2 separate regions of the Homo sapiens genome follow, and region 2 is linked to region 1. A link is an interaction called in ENCODE POLR2A ChIA-PET data of the cell type or tissue named here. Cell type or tissue: MCF 10A. All regions are shown on one strand. Links, peaks and the distances in the headings refer to the core of each region. The heading gives the core; the rest is flanking DNA. Region 1 holds the start of LIN9 (lin-9 DREAM MuvB core complex component). Region 2 has its middle 23 kb from the start of ACBD3-AS1.

Evidence for each region. ChIA-PET counts read pairs that join two places held together with the same protein. Peaks named below come from ENCODE experiments on the same cell type or tissue, not always from the same donor. Only the 100,000 strongest peaks of a DNase experiment are listed, where the experiment ranks them.
Region 2: POLR2A ChIA-PET joins it to region 1 with 27 read pairs; 12 of 35 experiments call an interaction of 5 or more read pairs at or near these places.

What each region holds. Positions count from the first base shown.
Region 1 is chr1:226,307,923-226,310,826 of GRCh38, reverse strand. LIN9 (lin-9 DREAM MuvB core complex component) reads left to right here and starts at 1,663. Exons shown (of 15, transcript NM_001366245.2): 1 at 1,663-1,718. The coding sequence starts at 1,688. RefSeq lists silencers at 1,311-1,560, 1,981-2,210 and an enhancer at 1,764-2,530. In MCF 10A, for the core only: no CTCF peak of the experiment used is centred there; DNase peaks (open chromatin) are centred at 656, 986 and 1,636.
Region 2 is chr1:226,123,983-226,126,886 of GRCh38, reverse strand. No RefSeq gene overlaps it. Among named protein-coding and RNA genes, the nearest start is that of ACBD3-AS1, 23 kb to the left of the region's middle. RefSeq lists an enhancer at 1,385-1,679. In MCF 10A, for the core only: a CTCF peak has its summit at 1,530 (motif pointing left); DNase peaks (open chromatin) are centred at 1,536 and 2,516.

The sequences.
Region 1 (2,904 bases), core at 151-2,650:
CATCAGCAATGAGACTTCCTTCTCCTCACACCCAGTGACTCACCCAATCCTTTATTTTCCACGTCTTGAAAGGTGGAGTGCATGCTGCCACCTCTCTCTAATACTGCCTATGCTGTGGTAATGGTGGTAATAGTGGCTAGCTGATGGGTGCTAGCAGCTAGTATAAGGTCCTTACATCTATCAAATCGTTTAGCCCTCAAAATAACCCTGTTATTTGCATTTTACAGATAAGAAACTGAGGCACAGAGAATTCGGTTAAGAAACCAACGTGCCTGAGATTATACAACTAGCAGCCCATCTGGATTCTTCCCATCGAGGCCCTGGGGCTCCAGAGCCCACCCGCTGCACCTCTCTAGCTACCAGTGCAGGCATCTCTCTTCTGTCCTTTGCATGCCCCAAATAAGCTTCTTCCTGACTGGTTTCTAGGCTCTCATCTTGTCCCCCACCAATCCATTTCCCATATTTTTGTTCTAAAACACAAATAGAAACGTGCCCCTCTTACACCCGACTTTTCCACTGCTCCAGTGGACTAAGCAAGTTCAACTCCTTAGCCTGGGCGGGCCTCTGTGTACCACTCTGTCACCTTAGTCTACCGCCTTTTAACTTTGTAGTTCCTGGAATTCACCCACGTTGTCTTTTGACTGCTTAACGGTCTCATTCCTCCAACCCCCATAAATTCCTGGAGAAAAGGATTGGAGCTCAATGACATTCGTTAAATGAATTTTTGAAAAGCAACAGTGTTTTATTACTGGAAAGTGTTACAGACAGATATTGTGAAATTTTTCCTTGGGCTTCTTTCAATTTCGTTCAATTCTCGTCCAGTATTCTCATAACATTTGGATCAGGTACTTTATCACCTTGTAGTGTCACTGTTCCTTTCTGTATCCTCTCGAAGCCTCCTGTTACTCGTTTTCTAATTCTCTTCCAGCCCACTGCACGATCTAGTGTCGAATGGATGAAACAGCTGAGCAGAACAGTTCTTTAGCTGTCGGCCTAAATGACCAACTTCATGACCTCTCAAGGTCTCGCTCCCCGGCTGCACGCAGCTCAGCTTCCAACATTCGGGAAAGGCGTGCCCGGATCGCGAGGGGCCGCTGGGACCGAGTCCCGGACGTCGCGACGCGCAGGGGGCTGCTGCGGCCGGCGGTCTCGGGAAAAGTGAGGGGACGGAGGCGCCCAAGCAACGTGGGTTTCGGGAACTGTGAGTATTTCACTTTGCGTAGAGCCCCCTCGGGCAATGCGACCCAGAACCGAGGGCTTCTTTCCCCCCGCCGGGGCCTCCCTCCCGTTCTCCACTCGGAACAAACAGCCTGCAGTTCCCGCAGCTGCAGCGCGGGCCGCGGAACATGCGCCGGGAGCGGGGCCCGGGCGGGACTCCGGAGCTGGTACTGCTCCCCCCGCGCTCCGGCGCCGGGCCTCGCCGTGCGGCCTCCTTCCTCCCTTCCTCCCGCCCGGCTCGGCCGGAGGCGGCGGCGGAGGGGCGAGGCGCGGCCCCCCTTCGGCGGCACCTCCTCCCCGGGCAGGCGCGGGCGGAGCCGGGCCCGCCTCAGCCAGCCGCGGCGGGAGCAGCGCAGCGCGGCGCCGCGGGCAGCGAGCTCCGCATTCGAACCTCCCTCGCAAAGACAGTCTCCGCCCCACAATGCACCGCGGCGGGCAGCCTTTGAAAAAGCGGCGCGGCTCGTTCAAGATGGCGGAGCTCGACCAGTTGCCTGACGAGAGTGAGTAGCACCTCAAAGCACCCCCCCCTTTTCCCGCCTGCTGCTTGCCCAGCGGTTGCACCGGCCGGGACGGACGGCCGTGCCCTCCGCTGGGCAGGTGGGCTGACTGCCAGCCCCACTGTGGTCCCCTAGTCCTCCCACTCCGGTGTTGCCGCCGCGTCGCCGCCTTTGTTATGGTGTCTGTGTGTTGGTTTCTGGGGTTGTGTGAGCGCCAGGGCCGGAAACCGAGAGCCCGGGAGTCCAGCCTGTGCCAGGCGGAGGCGGTGGCTGCTCCCCTGGCGCCACTCCGGCCCCCAGCCGAGGTGGAGGGAAGAGCGGCCCCTGGGCGCGGGGGCTGTCCTCGCCGCCTGCACCACTCGCCCGGCGCCGAGAGACGCCCGCCGGGGTTATGTAACTCGCCTGTCCCGGGGCCGGGGGAGGGCTCGGGCTGGGCACGGGGTGGTCCACGGCCCCTTCTTCTTGCCCCAGCCTCTGATCTTGTCCTGTCACAGCTCCTGCCTCTACGGGCACTTGTGATCTTCACTGTCCTCCCCACCCCCCCACCGGTGTGTCCACCCCTGGAAGTGTTTCCGTGTCAGAGGGTTGGCCCCTTCCCCTGGGACCACAGGTGGCTGTGGACCTTTCCTGAGATCATCCAGCCCGGATACTCAGTGTTCAGGTAGACCCCGTCCCGCAGACTTTATTCTATATGTGTCTTAAGAGCCATAAAGGTACCTTTATGCATGGATGTGACCAACACAGCGTACGTGTACCCTGCCTGACACCCACCCTAGGGCATTGCCTCCCCTAACCATGTTTACTCACCCTGACATCTAAGACATGTATGCTCACTTGTGTTGAGTAAGTAAAAGCACCAATTCCATAGTTTAAGGGCAATGGAACTTAATTTTGTAATTTACAATATTGCATAAATTATATGAAAAGACAAATATGTTATTTAATTACAAAAAAAAGTCCTGAATCCACTTTCACTATTCAGTTTATACATATTTGTGAAAGGCTCAATTACTATTGAATCTTATCTATGCACAAGGCAAATGGACTTAAAAATGAGGACTCAACATACTACCGATTCCATTTTCTTTGTGAGGTCATGTGTTCTTAGTAAGTTATAAAGTTAAAAATTCAAGTTGCCAAGCTGGTGAAAAGTCGTATTAAAAGTGTTTGTGTTTTAAATTTGATAGAG
Region 2 (2,904 bases), core at 109-2,608, 180 kb after region 1:
TCCATACCCAGCCCAAGAACCCCCACTTTATTGTGTGATCAATTGTTCCAGTTTGCCCAGGACTCTCAGTTTTAGCACTGGGACTCTCTCTTTTTTTTTTAGACGGATTCTTGCTCTGTCGCCCAGGCTGGAGTGCAGTGGCGCGATCTCAGCTCACTGCAACCTCCACCTCCCAGGTTCATGCCATTCTTCTGCCTCAGCCTCCCGAGCAGCTGGGACTACAGGTGCCCGCCACCACGCCCAGCTAATTTTTTGTATTTTTAGTAGAGACGGGGTTTCACTGTGTTAGCCAGGATGGTCTCGATCTCGTGACCTCGTGACCCACCCGCCTTGGCCTCCCAAAGTCCTGGGATTACAGGCATAAGCCACCGTGCCCGGCTTTTTTTTTTTCTTTTTTCTTTTTTTTTTTTTTTTTGAGACAATCTCGCTCTGTCATCCAGGCTGGAGTAAAGTGGCACAATCTTGGCTCACTGCGACCTCTGTCTCCCGTGGTTCAAGCAATCCTCCTACCTCAGCCTCCCAGGTAGCTGGGACTACAGGTGTGTGCCACCATGTCCAGCTAATTTTTGTATTTTTTTGTAAAGACAGGGTTTCACCATGTTGCCCAGGCTGGTCTTGAACTCCTGAGCTCAAGCAATTCACCCACCTCAATCTTCCAAAATGCTGGGAGTACAGGCATAAGCCACCGCTCTCACCCATTCATTCAGTTTTTCAAAATCAGATCTGAGCTCCAGTCCTGGGAGCCTGGGGCAGCTTCTGATGCTAGGAGAGGCACAGGCCTGGCTACCACCATGGGTAGCAGAGGAGTGGGGTCAGCTCTGAACTTAGGAGAGTGATAGGAGGGAGAGGAGGCTGGGAGAGTAACAGGAGGGAAGGAGGGAAATTCTGCTGCCGCCGCCGCCGCCGCCGCCGCCGCTGCTGCTTTGAAGCTTTCCTGGGTAAATGGTGACAAGGACCACAAACCTCCTTACCTGGGCGAGAGCTTTGGGAGGTTTCAAAGCACCTTCACTTACATCACCCTACTGGATTCCAAATTACTCCTTAGAGCAGTGCCCATAAGAAATACTGCATTTGTCCAGTTTCTATTTCCTCTGCCTGAGCTTGAGCTGCTTTGGTGGCAGGGACCATCCCAGTGTCCCCATCAAACCTTCAGTGCCCAGTAGACAGAACCCTTGCCCAATCTTCCCGTCCAAATCCTGCATCTTCTGCAGGAGCTAGTTCCTCTGCAGGTCCTGGCAATATGGAGCACAGGGTCCATAGTTTTCCTCCCACCTATGGATTTCCTCTGGGCCATCACAGCCTGTTCCACAGACTGAATTTCAGCTCCCTGTCTTGGCCAGGGCACATCCTGTCTAATCACTCATGTTCACCCAGCTTTGCACCCTCTTCAGCCTCCCCACGTTTAAGCGAGGCAGCTGGCGGTGCAGGAAGAATATTCATCCATCTCCTAGGAGCTCAGGAGTCAGACCCTGGGCCCAGACTCCTGCAGCAAGTCGGGGCTTCTGTCACAAGCGCCTCACCTTACTGGCTTTGGCGCCATCTAGTGGACGCATCTGGGTCTGCGGGGACCGCAGCCCTTCCTGTGACCCAGAAGCAAAACCAGCAATTTACCTGGCCGTACATTATTTTTGAGTCCCGAATCCCAAGAGTCCACTCCCAACCCAGCTCAGCATGTATTGTCCACTGCCTGCTTAGTGCCGGACCAACACACCTTCACCTCACATCAACAGGGACTCAAACAGAGCCTCTTCCCCTCAAATCCCAGCCCCATACTCAACTGTGTGCACAAAAGCAGGCATTCGTCCTAACAAAGCAGAATGAAACAACCCAAACTTCCCTCAAGATGGGGAGCATGCATTCTACGGAATATTATGAAATGGATAAAAGGGTTTGCTGGATTGGAAACGTCTCCAAAAGCACATTAAAGAACAATACATACCGCATGATGCCGTTTATTGGAAGAAACAAACCCAAGCCTGATCCACTGTTCGCATATCCGTGTGAAATGCAGAGGGAGGGCTGGACACACACCAAGCTAATCACAGGGACCTTTAGGGAGGGATGGGGGTGGGGTAAGGGTGAAAGAGGCCTTTCCTTTTACACACCTTTACTGTGTATCTTTTTATATTTCTAAGGCAAAAGGTAAATTAAACAACCCCTGTGTTAAAGGTGGAGAGTGTCCAGGTTCTTGGCATCTTGAACAAAGAATTGGAAGAGACACACAAACAAAGCAAGGAAGGAATGAAGATTTTATTGAAAATGAAAGTACACTCCACTGTGTGGGAATGGGCCTGAGTGTAGGATTCAAAAGGCCCTGTTACAGAATTTGGGGGAGTTTAAATACCCCCTAGAGGATTCATTGGTTACTTCGGGTATGCCCTATATAAACAGAGAGGATGAAGTAAAGTTACAAAGTCATTTACCTGATATGCCCTATGGAGAGGATATTTCCGGTTATAGCTGAAGTGTGAATGAGCCTTATGTTCCCTGCCTCCAGACCCTATTTTCCTGCCTCACCTGGTGCCAGGAGCTGAGTCGCTGCTGCTCTCCCAGGTGCTCCATGATGAGCAGTGCTGGCCTTCTGATCCGACTCTCCCACACCCACACCAGCTGCCTTCCTGAGCCACCAGGCTCCCCAGTGGTGGCTCCTCTCCTTTGACGGCCTTGTCACCTCTCTGCAGTCTCTTCCCCTCACACCTGGCCGCTGCAGCCCCTCAGTGGTGAGCATTCGGTGGGCTGATCAGCATCCGCACACCGCTCCTAGTAAGGGGCAATCCCCATTTTGTGAGCTGTCATGGGAGCCAGGGCCCCTCCTCCCACCTCAAAGGCTAAAGGGGGCAGCATTCCTTCTCCCTTCCTGGGCATCTGGCTAACCCAGGCAAAGATGCAGGGACAGGAGCCCTC